Linked DNA regions of Homo sapiens: region 1 is linked to region 2. Evidence: chromatin loops called from intact Hi-C (ENCODE). Cell type or tissue: B cell. All regions are shown on one strand. Links, peaks and the distances in the headings refer to the core of each region. The heading gives the core; the rest is flanking DNA. Region 1 overlaps LOC105376352 (a long non-coding RNA gene). Region 2 has its middle 230 kb from the start of PFKP-DT.

Region 1 (8,690 bases), core at 433-8,432, 140 kb before region 2:
GCTGTTGAATTAGACATGTGCAAGAAAACTAAGAATCGTTGAGAAACATTAAAAAAATCGAGATAGATTCTCAGATATCTTTAAAGATAAGTTCTTGATCTGTTTTAAGAAACAGTTGCATTCTTTCATGCTCGGTGGCTGTATTTTGAGGAACGAGGCACTGGGAGTGGCTTTCTAGGGGCTGGGGGCTGAGCAGAGGCCTGGCACCTGCGAAAGCATCAAAGAACAACTCCCATTGTGTCGTTTAGGCTAACAAGCAATATTTGTTGTCATTATTTTCTCTGCTTAACCCATTTTTAAAAATGAGCTTTTTTTTTTTTAAAGCAGTTGTGGGTTTGTCGCACAATTGAGTAGGAGGTACAGAGATTTTCCAAAAAACTCCCCTGCCCCCACACATAGCCTCCCTCACTACCAACACCCCCACTAGAGCGGTCCATTTGTTACCATCCATGCACCTATGTCACCGACACACCCTTGTCACCCAGCATTCAGAGTTTACGTCAGGGCTCAGCTTTTTACCTGTTAGGAGGGAGTGGCCACCTCCAAGCCCCTTACATCCTAGGTGGGAAGCTGGAAGCTCTTCTTCACCAACTTTTAAATTTAATCGACCTCCTACTCATACAACTTTTGCTGCATGGGAGCTTTGGAAGGTTAAAAAAAAAAAAAAAAGAAAAAGAAAGAAAGAAAAAAAGAACTGATCCCTCCAAAAAGGAACACTGAAGTGCTGAGGTTCCCAGATGAAATCACAGCTCACAGCGTCATCACAGGAATTTCTGGATAGAAGCAAGCAAGTGCTTTGGGGGCAACTGAAGTTCATTCTTTGACCACTGTCTGCTCTCCGCTGTGCCCGTGAGCACAGCTGGCCAAGCCGATGGCAGAAACGGGCAAGGATGTCCTGATCCTCTAGCTTCCGGCGGGGTGTAAGCAACCCCGGCACGTTTATCCAAAACACGCCCATCCCGCTGCCCTGCAACGCCTTGTGAATGAATCGTGGACCTCCAGCGCCAATCACTGTTCAGGGGCTTCCTGCCTGCTCTGCGCTGTGCCCTCTGGTGCCTCGGCTTTTGGAGAGAGTTGAAAGACTCTTCACTTATCACGCACTGGTCCCACAGTAGAGGACCTAGCGATGGACACGGGACACTGGGCAGGATTCAATTATGTTTCTCAGTTTGATCGAATGCTGCTGAGTCATTTTCTTTCTTTTTTTTTTTTTTTTTGCTTTGTCACCCAGACAGTGGGGTGACCACGACTCACCACAAACCTTGACCACCCAGGCTCAAGCAAATCTCCCCGTCTAGCCTCCTGAGTAGCCGGGGCAACAGTTGCATGCTATCACGCCTGGCTAGTTTTTTATTTTTTGTTTTTTGTACAGATGAGGTCTCACTATGTGGCCCAGGCTGGTGTTGAAATCCTGGGCTCAAGAAATCCTCCCACCTCAGCCTCCCAAGTGCTGGGATTACAGGCATGAGCCCCCATGCCCAGCCTCTGAATCATTTTCTTTAGGTTAGCAAACTATTCGGCCAGATCTTTTAAATACATGAATGCTTTATTGTTTTGTTTTCCTTTAACTCATTCTGTTCTCCACACTCATTTAAGGAGACAAGTCTGTTCATTTCTCCACCAGATACATTTTACTGTAGGATTTGGGAGTGACAAAGCCGCGAGTCATTTAAACAGCGGGGTTGCATGGCTCAGAAGAGTTGACTACTCACATAAGTCAGTGTATTGGCGGAGGAGGAAAAATACTCCTTTAAATACGAGTAATAAAACAATATTAAAAGTAGACCAGGCTGGACGCAGTGGCTCATGTCTGTAATCCCAGCACTTTGGGAGGCTGAGATGGGTAGATCACAAGGTCAGGAGTTTGAGACTAGCCTGACCAACATGGTGAAACCCCACGTCTACTAAAAATACAAAAATAGCCAGGCACGATGGCACGTGCCTGTAATCGCAGCTACTCAGGAGGCTGAGGCAGGAGAATCGCTTGAACCCAGGAGGCGGAGGTTGCAGTAAGCTGAGATCGCGCCATTGTACTGCAGCCTGGGTGACAGAGCAAGACTCCATCTCAGAAAAAAAAAAAAAAAAAAGTAGACCAAGGTTCCCCTCAAGCAACTGCTTTCATTCAAGTATGTTTTTCTTTCTCCTCGGAATGCTCCCTTAGTCACTCACTGGCTGTGCGAATCTGGGCAAACTGATTTTTCTGTCTGTGCCTCAGGTTCCTCTCTGTGACACAGGGAACGTGATCATGCCAACAACATCCTTTGCTGTGAACATCAAACAAACAAACACATGTGATGAAGTTACAACAGCCCCTAGCCCATAGGAGGAACTCAGATGTAAGTATTATTGTTTCAGTGTTCCCTTTGAAGATAAAAGACAAGCCCCAATACTCTGCAAGTTGTCTTGCTCTGTGCTGGACTTTCCACAAACCAGAGGATGTCAGAACAGTTTCCAGAATTTTCCATGCTAAAAAAGAATCATATGAAATTGTGGCAGGCCAGGTCTCACTAATGCAGGCCTCCGTAACAACAGTTTCAGTAGGCCTTTCCTGGGCCTTAAAGCATGACAAAATAATGAAGGAATTCTTAACAGGGCCCATTTAGGATTAAACAAGTTTTATTGGGGCCTGAAGGAACTGCCCAAACCTCCATGATTTAGCAGGAGACAAGATAAGGGTAATCACCCCGGAACCTGGACCATTTGGTGAAGTAAACTTACTGAGGCTCGAGAGGAAGGTCTTCAGGACTCAGATATTAGTTATAGACTAGAAGAAGTTTATCATCTGTGTCTTTAGATGAATGCTTAGAAGGTAGATAAGCTCTGGAAAACTTTGTAATTTTGAGTTTGTCTGGCAATAATTTCCAGGTCTTCTCCCTGTAACCGGTGGCAGAAAATAAAATCTCTCTTCCTCCCCAGTTCATCTGCATCTCATTATTGGGCTGAGAGAAATAGCCGCCTGCCCCTCAGTTTGGTCTGAGAACAAAACATCTGAAGCATGCGATTATTTTCGCAACACTTGTCTTCCGTTTCTGCCATAGCCTGTTAAAGGAGTTCTGCAATGTGTGGGGCCAAACTGCAGCTCAGAGAGTCTCCAGTCAAGAAGGAAGCTGGCCAGGAACTACTGGACGCTTGGAAATGTCCAGCCTGTCCCCAATTCCTGTTCCCCTGGGCAGCTGCCCCCGCCTTGCTGAGGGCTTGAGTCTCCTTTCTCCGACAGTAACATTTACCAATGCTAACATGTTTGTTTTCTCCTCTTTGGAGAAATGTTTGTGATAAATATGCAATATTGATTGCAGAGGTACTGATTGTGATGGCTTATTTAATATGTATTGTTCTGGAATGTAGATCAACTTCTATATTGAAAGGCAGAAATGTCTGAAGTGGTTTAATATTTACCCTGCTTTGCTGCTTTCAGATTGAATGCTTACATTTTTGGTTTCTTTTTCTTTTTTGAGGCAGAGTCTCGCTCTGTTGCCCAGGCTGGAGGGCAGTGGCGCCATCTTGGTTCACTGCAACCTCCACCTCCCAGGTTCAAGTGATTCTCGTGTCTCAGCCTTCTGAGCAGCTGGGACCACAGGTGGGCGCCACCACACCCGGCTCATGTTTGTATTTTTAGTAGAGACGGGGTTTCGCCATGTTGACCAGGCTGGTCTCCAACTCCTGGGCCTCAATCAACCCACCTGCCTCGGCCTCTCAAAGTGCTGAGATTACAGGAGTCAGCCACCACACCCAGCCCTGAACTTTTACTTTTAATTATTCCAGAGACAGTAACAATCAAGATATACCAATTGTGGCTCAAAGTGAGAAGTGAGAATTCTAGCTAAAATTGTAAGAAAAAAAAAAACCAAACTGTAACAACCAACCTACCAGATAAAGAAGAGAGCCAGGATTTTTAATTTTAAAATTTCTCAGAAATGTTATAGAAATGTATCATTGTATTAAATGCAAGCTGTATTGATCAGATTTGTGAAAATTCAGTTTTCTTTCCTAGTTTTCTTACAGCCCTGGGATTTAAATGACTTTTCCAGAAAAAAAAAACCAAACCAGAATAATCCATAATTTGTAAGGAGAAAATCAAGACTGGATAATTATTTTACTTTTGAAATTTTTTTCTTGATTATAGTTTAAAAGGTAGATTGGAGTCTGCAGGTACCATAAGACTGAATTTACAAGGATTTGTTCATTGTTTTCAGAGAATGAAATCTGTATTCAGCATTTCAGACACTAGAGGGAAGCGTTTGACTGACTTAAGGCTCCTCCAGTTCAAGAGGAGAGAGAGAGGGAGAGAGAAACTCAAATGCTCCTCTGCGATAATGTCCATTTTTTTGTTGTTGTTTTCCCTGATTTTCTCTCCCTTTTTTCTTTCCCTCCCTCCTTCCTCACTTCCTTCTTTTATTTTGTCTTTCTGTTTTCTTATAAAGGCAATCTTCTTAAGAGCTCAAATGAACATTCATATTTTATGCATTTAGAGAACAAAGAGGCCATGAGGTGTGTTCTCACTGTAATGGACACCAATCACGGTGTGAAATCACGGCACCTGGTTTTGGTCCTTAAACACCATTTGAAACCTTTGTTAGGTCAGTGGATATTAATTTCTGGGGCTATGTTTCCTCTCCATTTTTCCTGGGTTCTTTATTCCACCTGGAAGACGTTTCCCTCTGAAGTTGCTGGAGAGCAGAAGCAGGCCTGAAGCTCATCCTTCTAGGGAGCCTGCTGAGACTGTGACCGAAGTGTGAGTTCGTCACGGTCCTCACAGTCTTCATGGTCCTCACAGTCCTCCCTGGCTGCAGTGCGGTAACCGCACCCTGGCCCTTGGTGGACCAGGCAAAGAGGCGCCCTAGTCGACAGGGAGGAAGGCTATGGGCTCCTGCACTTTTTTTCTTTTCTTTTCTTTCTTCTTTCTTTCTTTCTTTCTTTCTTTCTTTCTTTCTTTCTTTCTTTCTTTCTTTCTTTCTTTCTTTCTTTCTTTCTTTCTTTTTCTTTTTTTTTTAAGACAGGATCTCACTCTGTTTCCCAGTCTGGAGTGCAGTGGTGCAATCATGGATCACTGCAGCCTTGACCTCCTGGGCTCAAGCAATCCTCCTGTCTCAGCCTCCCGAGTAGCTAGGACTATAGGCAAACATTACCATCTGTAGATAATTTTTAAAATTGTTTTTTGTAGAGACAGGGTCTTCATATGTTGCCCAGCTTGGTCTCGAGCTCCTGGCCTCAAGGGACCCTCCCACCCCAGCCTCCCAAAGCATGGGTATCATAGACATGAACCATCAAGCCCAGCCTCCAGCACTTTTTAAAAACTTTAAAATAGAATTAATAACAGTGGTTACTTTATGGGGTTTTGAGGATCCTATGATCATGGCATCTGGCATACAGGAAGTACTCAACGTTTATTACTTATTCTTGTTTTAAGTTCTAGTTATTTTAAAATCTCTTATTTCTTGTTAAAAACAGGTTGGAATTATTGCACTATATTGCACTATAATAATAATGATAATAATAATATTGTAACTGGTAATCCTTAAAATCTTCCTCCTAGACCATATAAACTGCTAAATGTTGAGAACTATGATTCTTGTTTGACATGTAGGGGAGTCACCTAATCCATACATTAAGGAATAAGAAATATCTTTTCAAGTATTCCTGTATTCAACTTAAAATAATATCTCCATCCCACGGAATTGTATTTTCACCTTCTTGATTGCCAACAAAAGAATGCTATAGCATAGAATATATTTTGTAATATTCTTTGATTTAGAGTTTCAGATTTCTGACCCACGGAAAGGCAAGATATTCTAATTCTGCACTGCCCAGTAGGGTGGCCTCTAGCCACATGTGGCCACTGAGATCCTGCAGTGTGGCCTGTCCAAGCTGAACCGAACTCTTGGTGGGAAATGCTCACCAGATTTGAAGACTTTGTATGACAGAATGAACAGAAATATCTTGACATTTTTGTCTCAGGTATATGTTAAAATAATATTTCACATATTGGGCTTAAAATATATTATTATTATTATTATTATTATTATTATTATTATTATTATTATTATTTTGAGACCAAGTCTTACTCTGTTCACAGGCTGGAGTGCTGTGGTGCAATCTTGGCTCACTGAAACCTCCGACTCCCTGGTTCAAGCAATTCTCCCTCCTCAGCCTCCTGAGTAGCTAGGACTACAGGCATGTGCCACTACGCCCAGATAATTTTTGTATTTTTAGTAGAGACGGAGTTTCACCATGTTGGCCAGGATGATCTTGATTTCCTGACCTCGTGATCTACCCACCTCAGCCTTGCAAAGTGCTGGGATTACAGGCGTGAGCCACTGTGCCCGGCCTTAAAAATATATTATTAAAATTGCTTCTATCTGTTTCTACTTAATATGCTTTAGAAAATTTAAAATGGCATCTGTGGCTTGCATTGTATTTCCATTGCAGTGCTCTCCTAACTAATTTTGTACATCAGAAAATTCAAACTATTACTTATTATAGCCTAATATTTTATTTTATTTTATTTTTTGGTTACAGGATCTTGCTCTATCACCTGGGCTGGAGTGCAGTGGCATGATCGCGGCTCACTGAAGCCTCATCCTCCTGGGCTCAGGTGATCCTCCTACCTCAGCCTCCCAAGTAGCTGAGACCACAGGCATGTGACACCACACCCAGCTAAGTTTTGCATTTTTTGTAGAGATGGGTTTTCACCACGTTGCCCAGGCTGGTCTTGAACTCCAAAGCTCAAGCCATCCTTCTGCCTCAGCCTCCCAAAGTTTTGGAATTACAGGTGTGAGCCACAGCATCTGGCCAATCTTAATATTTTAAAAAGTCAAACAAACTGATGGAGAAAAACAGGTTGAGGATGCATTCACTTGAGAGTTATTTATTAATTATCAATTATTATTATTATTATTATTATTATTATTATTATTATTATTGTTATTTTTTGAGATGGAATTTTGCACTTGTTGCCCAGGCTGGAGTGCAATGGCGCCATCTTGGTTCACCACAACCTCAGCCTCCTGAGTTCAAGCAATTCTCCTGCCTCAGCCTCCCGAGTAGCTGGGATTACAGGCGCCCACCACCACACCCAGCTAATTTTGTATTTTTAGTAGAGACGGGGTCTCTCCATGTTGGTCAGGCTGGTCTTGAACTCCTGACCTCAAGTGTTCCACCCCCCTCGGCCTTCCAAAGTGCTGGGATTATAGGCATGAGACACCGCGCCTGGCGAGAGGTATTTAAAAGGGGTCCACCCAGCAGGCCCTACCCATCCCTTCTCATTTGCTCTTCCTGTAGGTTTGATGACCTCTGAATAATTTGTCTTTTCGGAAAAGTGGCAAGTAAAGCCCTTTTTTTCCTTCTTCCTTACTTTCTTGGAAAAGCCGAGTGTGAATATGAATTATCAGCAAACTCATCAAACTTGGATGAAGGAAGGTGCTGGATTCTATCTGCGAGGGTTCCTGGGGTCCGATTTCGTGGCGTGGTTCTGGTCAGTGCAGGAGCGTGTGCTCTGCTGAGGGATCACGGAGGCCTCCTCGTAGTCAGGGCTCTCTGCTCCCACATGAGCTCATTGAGGCCCATCTCCCTAAAACATTTCTGCATTTACTCCTTAAATAAACACATTGCATTGCAGGCTGGGGAATGCCACACCATATTCTTCCCTTAAAATGTCAGAAAATGTCTGTGCTTTATAAAAATTCATTCTCATGTTAGCAAGCTTTACCCCTCATTCTCAGGGTGATGAAATCAGTGGAGATGGATGATATTATCCTGAGTTTTTTCTTCTTCTTGTATTTTAATGAGCTTCGTTGCTCTGCTCTCTCAGTTTATTAGAGATCACCCACTGCCGTGAGCCCAGGAGTTCAGCCGCCTTCTGTGGCTACCCAAGGACCCCCATTTCCATGTGATTCTAATCTTGCAATTCTCTTCTTCATTACATTCTTGCCATGCTGGCTTTTGTAAGATTCTAGAAAGCATTTTACAATACACAGGGCAGGAAAGGCATCATTTATAATACATGGTAGTTACTCGTCTTTTATTTATAAATCATTTTGCTTGGAAGGCTTTTATTTCTATGCAGGCAGTGAATCCTCAATTTTGTTTAAACGAATTCACTGCTTCCTCTTTATTCCTACTTTTTTTTTTAACATAACTCCAATATCTTCATAATAAATAATAAAATAATTACTTCTGTCTCGGGTGTCTGCACAACCTCCAAATACATTCTCAGCCTGGGCTCATATGACATTGGCTGTGATGTGGTCAATTAATCTTGGGGGTCTATAGCGTGCTGGTCATTCTGTCCTGATTGTATCCAAACTGACTATGAAGATGACCAAAATAACTGAGTGATCCTGCCCACTTAAGAATGCTTCAATTGCTGGGCACATTTTGGACCTAAAAAAAACAAAGTAATTACTATTTTCAAAGAGCTGGATTTCCAAGGCCTGCTGCCTATCTGTAGATTAAAAGAAAATGGCCCCAGGTCACCGGGTGCTGTAACCGGAGGACACTGGAATTGGAATCTGAGGCCTCCTACATTGACCTTGACCACTTTACTTGGTTTTTCTGAGCCTCAACCCTCAAATATAAAACAGGGGTAATAATAGTACTTAAGGGCTCACATGGTCATGAGGATTCGATGCAGTTATGTTGGAAAATATCAATTTGAAAATGGCACAGCAGTGTGCAATATCATTTCTCTTTTA
Region 2 (8,690 bases), core at 444-8,443:
CCCAGGAAATGAAGGATCCTAAGATGAAAAGCCTGGAAGGGACAGAAGACATTCTCCCTGGATTTTGCATTGTCTAGGTGTGACTCCCAGAGCTTCCTCAGCTCTGGAGTCACAGGCTTGATGGTGGAACCAAGGAATACAGGAAGAGAAGGGAAGTGAGAGGCCAGCTGGCCACATTTAGAGGCACCTTGACTCTTGGAGAAAACCCCTCATTATCAGAGCTGATTTGAACTGGGTTGATCATTAACTTGTAGCAAAAAGAATATGTCCTGATTCCATGTAGTCATCATGTTTTTGGTTGGATGGTTCAAACAGTCAATGAAATAAAAACTATAACTGTTAACCATTCATTCTGAAGAAGTACAACTATGGCTAGACAGAAATTTCTCCTGTGGCTCCTAAGGAGAGCTCTGTGAGTGATGTCACAGAAATGCCATGATGATGTCCAGGCAGGAGAGGCTGTGGGGCACAGAGGGCCCTTCTCACACCAAGCATCCTGTACACCACTGCATCCACCACACCAAAGACAAAGCCACCAGCCACAGCTGCCAGGGCTCAGCACAGTGCTCTCCAGGCTGGACACCAGGTGTAGGCCCTCATATCCTTTAATCCTCGTTACCAAAACACCAGGGGTTAGGTCTAGGTCCCGCAGCTCACAGTGGCACAGAAAGCCAATCACTGAGGCTACTACTGCCAGGGAAGAAGGCTTTATTGGGTGCTGCAGCTGAGGAGATAAGAGATCAGTCTCAAATCCATCTCCCCGGTGGAGTAACATTAGGGTTTTCTCTGGCAGGGAAGAAATGTAACCATGTGTGGGAAAATGGGAGCCAGGGAGGGGTGAGGAAGAGGAATTGATCAACAGGCAGCAGATGGGTGGTTAGGCAGTCATGGAGGGCGAGGCCTCTGGCCTCTCATTGACAGATGTGGGGACCTGGTGAGTTTGAGCTCCTTGACACCATCTGGGAGGACTGATGGCTGGTGTCCTGAGAGAGAGACTCAGGTAAGACAAATCTCCATTTCTCAAGTTTTGAGACTAGGAGGGTCCATTTTTATGTTCCTTGAAAAGAAACCATACACCTCAGTTGTATGAGACAATCGGGCAGGTTTTATGCTCAGCCAAGCAGGTGAAGGTGAGTGTCCATGCCCATTCCTGGGTGCTGAGGGCCTGAACAGGCCATGTGCATGAAGGAGAGGCTTGGATCTTACGAAATAAGAACAGAAGGTGACTCTCACCTGCAGTGAGGCAAGTGCAGAGAGCACCTCAACCCGGTGGGTGCAGGATTCTCCCTAGAGAGTTCTTCGGCTCTTCCCCAGTGTGTAGACAGGAGCCCACGGCACACAGCGTGGGAAATGGAGCATGCTGTGTAACACCACATGCAATGCTGCCCCTGAGCCTACACGGGGTTAATTATCCACAGAGCTAACGAGAGAGATGGCCAGCAAAAATCATCATGGCCCTTACCTATGGTGGTGGAGGTGGGAGTGGCGACATTTTCTCCCCGGTAATTTTTGATATGATTTGGATGGTTGTAATGAATGCACAGCACTTTTGTAAAACTAACAGCCTCCTTTCAAAAATGGATCAACTTATAAAGATAAAATTGTTTGATTTTGGGGTTTTTATTTAGGGTGGTTCTTTCTAATAATAAATTTGGCAAAATAATCAGTAGGCTGTTTGGGATATTCATAGTTTGAAATAATGCAACCATATAATTTGGGAAAATGGGCACTCTTGTCTTTGTGTTCTGTATTGCAGGGAGAGGTGCATGGATCTAATTAAGTCCAAAACAGCATCACATGAGAACAAGCCGGGATTTATTAATGATCAGGACACCATGTGAAATTCATCTCCTTGACCTTAAATATTGAGATGACTAGAAAGAAATCCAATTTATTTGCTAAATCAAGAGATGGATTGTCTTACAGCCATATCTCGTCTATGTATCCTAAGCCTCACATTTATGATAATTTATTTTGAAAAATCAGCACATAAATATAATGTCAAGTTTTTTGTGGAGAGCCTACTCATCCTGAAATATTCTCACTTGTGTCATGAACACAGGTGTGCTGTAAATTTAAATGACATCTTAAAACATTTTTAATTCTGATGAGATGTAACAAACCTTCATAGAAGGGGCTGCTCCTCTGTTCTGCTTGACCCACAGATATTGGTAAACTGCAAGCTTTCTATTTCACTCTGTCTACATTCGCCCGTATTTTGTTGGAAAACAATGAATTTGGGGACAGGAAGATCTGGTTTAAACCCAAATTCTTTACTTTCCGCCCCTGTAAACTTGGCCAACACATCTCATCTCTCTGAGCCTCCCTGTAAAATGTTGATAATGGCACCATTTTAAGATTGATGATAATGTATATGTTTTGCCTGCCACAGTGTATGTGATCAATAAATAGTGGCCATTATTCCTTGCAAAAAAATATCTACCCGATGATGGGATATTGGATTAAGAATCAATGAACAAGAATGGAGTAAATAGCTCATTTTTAGACAATGAAGACTATGTCATTTAGGGCACAGACACTCATATTCTCTGAAGCAGGAGGTGATATCTCGGCCAACCTTCCCAACAAAAGGGGAGCATGTGGGGACAAGTGAGATGGTGTTGGGAGAGGCACAGTCCCGTGCAACAGCAAATTGTCTTTCCATAGGGGTGAATGATCATCTAACAACACTTTAAAATAATTATCTATGATAAGACCTGTGGGTCTTACAGTTTCAGAACCAATGGAACTTTGACTTATATCTTGCAATTTTTGTAGCGGATTTCATGTTTGTATATGTTTTGGTCAATTCCGTCGTTCTTTTTATCTCTTTGGGAAAATGGATTTTACCCTCCAGCATATAATGAGGCAGGCTGGGCAGGAAGCTGGGGGGCATAGACCCCCTTGCTAGGGCTCTGTGATGCCCAGCAGTGTCTTGGAAGCACCTCTGCCTGTCCAACCTCTTTTTGACACTTACTCTTATTTTACTTCAACTTATCCATCACCAAACGGGATTCCCTTTAGCATGGTAAACTATGGACTCCATCTGTTGCTTGTTCTATGAAGATACAGAACAGACCCGGGCAGTCACTTCCTCCATGTTACTGTCTAGAGGCTGAAGGACTGGAGCAATATCCCCAGCATTGCAATGTCCACTGCTAGCTCTTCCCTGCTGACCTGGGGTCATTGGCACAATCTGACCCCTTCCTCTGGAGCCACCTCCTCTAAGAACTCTCCCTGTTGTCCTGATCCCAGCCCTCCTTTTCATCCCTCTCTTATGCACAGCATCCCCGTGTCACTCCATCCTGGCTCCTCCATAGCACTTGTGCCGTGCTGTCCTCTGTTTACACCACCACTGGATCCTGGGCTCCTGGGGGGTAAAGAAGACGTGTGTCTCATTCGTCTTTGCATTTCCAGTGTCTAGAAGGTTGCCTGGCACATCGAAGCAGCATGGGTATCATCTGGAGTAGCATGGTCATCGTGTAGTGACTGAATGCAGGGCTGGAATCCCGTTCACACTTCACTGCGTCGCCCTCTGGTGGCCAAGATAACCCAGCCATGAGGACCCAACCGTTGTTGAAAGGAGACACCTGGCTTCTGCTCACGCAGGGAACGTAGAGTTTACTGTCATACCTGAGAGGCTTTGAGACAGAAACCATACGCAGGGGCCGCAGGTGCATCCAGGGGGTGTGTGGTCACCCTAATCACAGGGCATGAGAAAGACGGTGGAGGCAAACGACACCAGCGAATTGATCCAAGTCAAAGCAGTCATTTCCAATAACAGAGGGGCTGGGGAAGAGCTGGGACAGCTCAGCAGAGGTCTGTTGCTTGAAAATTCCAGAGCCCAACTCAGGATAACTTGAGCAAATGGGGAGGAATCGGGGATGGAAAACGTGGTAGGAGATCTGGTATGAAAGTGAGTAGAAAGCTTGTGGATGGTGCGGCAGTAGGGATGGTCTCCTCCAGGAGTTAATGAACTTGAAGTCAGTGGACTTCAGGATGCAGAACAATGAACAATGAAGTGGACTTCAAAGGAACCACTACTAATTGTCCTTCTCCCTGTTTCTCTGCCCCCAAGAATCCTAGTGACAGGGAGAAGGCTTCCACTTGGACTTGCTTGGGTCCATGAGCCTGCCTTCCCTCCTAGGCTAGGTGAGGGTTGCCTGCCTGTTGAGTATTCAGTTAGACTTCACATAAGAGAAAGCAGTAATTTTCCCAAGCGGAAACCAGGGTATTTTCGACTCTCATTGTTACCTCTTTGGACTTCTTCTCTATCTAGAAATACACTAGCTCTAATTGTGAGCAATAGCAATGTTGAGACACTTGCTTAACCCATTTTTGCTTATTTGCTACTTCTTAATTATCATTATGAGATCAATAATAATTACGAAACTACAGAAATATAAACAATCATGACATTAAACGCCAATAATATAAAACTTTTGGATATGACCTTCTTTAACGAAAGGACAAGGGCTTTCCTCATAAAAGCTTTCGTTACCAAATTGAGGACATGATTGAAGAGTTGAAATCAACTGTATTTATTTATTTTTGTTCCATAGACGATTGTGCTTTTTTTTTTTTTTTTTGGTGTGGCATCAGCTGACTATATTTCAGAATAAATATGTTGATTAAGTTAAAATGCACAAATGGGAAATGAAAATTATGTAAATTCCCTTTGTTTTTCTTGTGCTTTTTTTGTTAAGGAAAACATAAGCAATGCATGAGTAGGCACTGTAGTCTAATCACACTTTATCATGTAAATGCATATTTACAAAATTTTAAAAAGGTGGATTATGCAAACTATTGTAGGGACATACAAAAAAAATGTAGATTATTTACCAGCCAGAAAATTATGCATTTAAAAACATGTTGAAACGCTTACTCTTCACGTGAAAAACCCTAAGTGCTCCTCCTCACTGGAATGGTTGATCACACCAGTGTGTGCTTTATTTAGACAAAATATGCAGGGGAAATTCTTAAGCGATGAGAATCAAAATGTGTGCAAGAGCCGTCAGTTTCCAACGTTAAATGTGATCGTTTTCAATTTCCTGCACGGTTTTCTTTAAAATAATCACCCCTATTCTTGGAGATGTTTCTAGGATTCCTTCTCTAGAATAAGGAAAAATCAGGTACTAATTTAGGGGAAAATATATATACAAATAAGCTTTCCCGGAACTCGTTTGTGTCAGGGTTTCCACTCTTGGAGCCTTAGTTTTCCTTTACATTTTCTCCCCTGTCTCCTGATGCTTAAGTGCCCAGGGGGAGTGCTGAACAGGCAGGGTCAGGCTGCTGTGAGATGCGGTCTTCACATCACCCTCCCAGGACACTGGCGCTCACTGGCACAATGGGTTGTGCTGCCTGGAGAATTCCCTGGCATGAGCTGGCCGGTGTGCTGGGAGCAGAGACCCGAGAGCTTGGAAGGAGAGCACCGTTCGCTGGCCTGTGGGATCCTTTGGAGAATGAGGGGACCTGTGAGAGCTGGAGAGCCCCCACTTCCTAGCTTAGGGAGAAACTTCCTGCCTGAGCACTCCAAGAACTGCCAAGGCTTTCCCAAGTCCTGTTCTTACCTTTGGGGGCAGCCACAGACAACTTCAGTTCCTGTTCCCTGTAGGAGGTGAGGCTGGGCGTGGGCACTGTCCTGGCCTAGCGGCCCTCAGGACTGCGGGTGCCGTGGCAGAGCAGCCACGTGGCCCGAGAGGCGCGCCGGGGGCCGGGGGCCGCTGTCTCACGGGTCTGAAGGCCCCAGTTAACAACAGCTCTCTTTTCTCTACCCTCATTTAAGAAATGCTTGAGAAGCAGACAAGAGTCGGGAAGATACAGAGCAAAATATCATTTTTATACGGATAAAGCTGTGGGAAAATGTGGATTGTTGGCCAAGTGGGTGTCTTCATACTTCACCTCCAAATTAAAAAGACTTACTGTGGCCGGGTTCGGTGGCTCACGCCTGTAATCCCAGCACTTTGGGAGGCCGAGGAGGGTGGATCATGCGGTCAGGAGATCGAGACCATCCTGGCTAACATGGTGAAACCCCGTCTCCACTAAAAATACAAAAATTAGCCGGGCGTGGTGGCGGGCGCCTGTAGTCCCAGCTACTCGGGAGGCTGAGGCAGGAGAATGGCGTGAACCCGGGAGGCGGAGCTTGCAGTGAGCCGAGATTGCACCACTGCAGTCCAGCCTGGGCGACAGAGCGAGACTCCGTCTCAAAAAAAAAAAAAAAAAAAAAAAAAAAAAAAAAAAAAAAGGAAAAAGAAAAGACAATTTACTTGCAAAATCACAGCACATTGGCTGCAGTGACCAACAGCCCAGCAGGTTCTGCCTCTAAGAATCACTGCACAGAGAGGCACCGCTACACGCTTGCTTCCGGCAGGCAGCGGCTCCCATAGTTAGAGAAAGCCAGAGCTGATTCTCCCAACGTCTTCCAGATCTAGACCTGCCAGTCAGATGACCCAGGGCGGGCGAAGGGCAGGAGACCCAGAAGAGCTCTTCTTACGGAGGGTCTTCCCCTGGAAAAAGGAAGGAAAGAAAGCAAGCTCCCTCCCCGATCCCAAGGCCAGACCTTCGGAGGTAGAAAAATGCCTGATCATAGTCGTGTGTCTGTGTGGGGAGATTAACCTCTGCTCATCGGCCTGTGCTCACAGCCAAGGTCTGTGCAGATACAAGCGCGATGCAAGGCGGAGCCTCTGATTTCAGGAGATTGCAGCCCAGCTGCAGTGATAAAACGCATGGGACAGCTTAGGGAACAATTTACAACGTATTATTAACCACTCAAATGAAAGAGATGGATGGCAGGAGGTTTATAAACTAAGAGAGGAAACAGGGCAGGCCTCAGCAGCAGAGCTGGGCTTCCAGAGCAGGTCCTCCAGGTAGAGCTGAACAGACGGGCAGTGCCGGGAGAGGAGGAAGTGAAGGGATTCTTCTGTGTGTGTGTGCAGGAATGAGCACAATATGCAGAGATGTGTGAAGTGTGTGTGTGTGTGTCCACATGTGCATGTGTGCACAAGTGAGCAGGAACGGACACAGTGTGCAGAGATGTGTGAAGGCCTGGCCGGGCCTCTCTGGAGGATTGCAGAGTTGGAGAAAGTGGCTGGCATGGATTTGGGCTGCCTGCCCCTGGGTGGGGATTCAATGCAGACACATCACTGTGATGACTGGCTGACCATCTTCTTTCTGTAGCTTTGCCTCTGGGTTGGGGCATATCCCATAACCTTGATTACACATCTGCCAAGTAGGCACTCCTGGTTTTGATGACAGCTTGCTGAAGGATCAGCCCTGACTGCAGCAAAGTGCCATGATGCTTGTGGTTTTGAAAAGAGAAGAAGCGAGCCGGGCTGTGTCTGGCTCCTGTGAGGAGTGGCTGGCTAGCCCTGGGGTCTGGGTGACTGGTAGTATCATTGTGCTGATGGACAGTCTGGTAGACAAAGCGGGGGGTAGTTTGGCAAGGAATGGATAAGATTCTGCTGGGATAGAGGTACTGTTGGAAAATGCCAGCTGTCTAGACGGTGTCAGGAGTTATCTGATGAAGGCTGGGATTGGGCGGGATTTTCTCGCGTGTCCTCCACATCTGAAGTTGATATCTCTTTCTTCTTAAACTTTTTACAGCCTTGTGTTGAGAGCTGTCACGTGTATAGAGTTAGAGACAGATGGACCCACACGGACTCATCTGTATCTGTGTCATTCTCTGTGACTCAGTGATCCACCCATGAAATATTAATATGTTTCAGGAGAAGTAAACACTAACACACAGAGAAGCATCAAAGAAAAAGAAAGTAGATTTTTAACTCAACCAAAATATGAGGTGATTTTATAATAAACCATGCATAGTAGCTTGATGACATGTAATGATGCCATTAAATTAATTTATACCCCAACTGTACAGTAAGTACCGGTTATTGCCAGGTTATTCCACGTTAAAATAACATGGAAATGCCTATGCCATTCTATTATGTGAAAAACGAGACAAAGTGATACACGAAGCATGCTCATAAACGTGGCTATGCAAAAATTTCCCCCAAAATGTGTGCTTTGGGTTAAGACTTGGAAGGAGTACTTTAAAGGTATGTTTATTTACTTCTCTTCCATAGTTTTTACATTTTTCAAATTCCTTTCATGAGGAAAATCTATTAAATGCACTTCTGCTCTGGACGTAGGGCTACCAGCAATCCAGGAAAATTTTCAATTATTCTGAGTCAACTCGTCTATCCCGGGCCTTTTACTCAAGGATTGAAGTGAGATGAGGGTTTCAGGTGAATTTTCCACTTGCTTTCTTCTTATTCCTGCTGATGTGAAGGGCTGTGTGTGTTCCACTTATTTGTCTTAAGCACAGGCTGACCTCAGCAAGCTTTGTCACACCCAACATCACTTGGATTCATACAGCCGGGCTGGGCTCCAGGGTCCCGTACTTGGCAGCTCTCCTCAGTGTTCAAAGTGAAATTTGTCTTGTGGATGATGTTGAAGCTATGGCTTTAGAGGCTGAAATTGTTCTCTGAGCCAGGTCCAATGCTTAGGACTGAAAAAAGAATGATTGCATTTGGATGTAGTGCATTTTTCTATAGTGTGTAACAACTTTTTGCCTAGCTTCACTCTGAGCCTCTTGTTCCTACAGTTACTGCATCCAATCCACATTCTGAACCCCACTGAGCCCATATGCCACCCCCTGCAAATGGCTGTGCAGAGCTGAGTTGGGCCGA

The links. Peaks named below come from ENCODE experiments on the same cell type or tissue, not always from the same donor. Only the 100,000 strongest peaks of a DNase experiment are listed, where the experiment ranks them.
Region 1: it touches region 2 in a loop (8-fold over the local background); 11 of 110 quality-filtered maps call a loop at or near these places.

What each region holds. Positions count from the first base shown.
Region 1 is chr10:2,973,835-2,982,524 of GRCh38, reverse strand. It overlaps LOC105376352 (a long non-coding RNA gene), which reads left to right. Exons shown (of 4, transcript XR_001747271.2): 3 at 5,753-5,955; 4 at 6,074-6,175. Among named protein-coding and RNA genes, the nearest start is that of PFKP-DT, 89 kb to the left of the region's middle. In B cell, for the core only: a CTCF peak has its summit at 4,214 (motif pointing right); a DNase peak (open chromatin) is centred at 4,234; H3K4me3 peaks cover 452 bases; H3K27ac peaks cover 1,682 bases.
Region 2 is chr10:2,834,132-2,842,821 of GRCh38, reverse strand. No RefSeq gene overlaps it. Among named protein-coding and RNA genes, the nearest start is that of PFKP-DT, 230 kb to the left of the region's middle. RefSeq lists a silencer at 6,739-6,939. In B cell, for the core only: CTCF peaks have their summits at 3,301 and 3,501 (motif pointing left); a DNase peak (open chromatin) is centred at 3,541.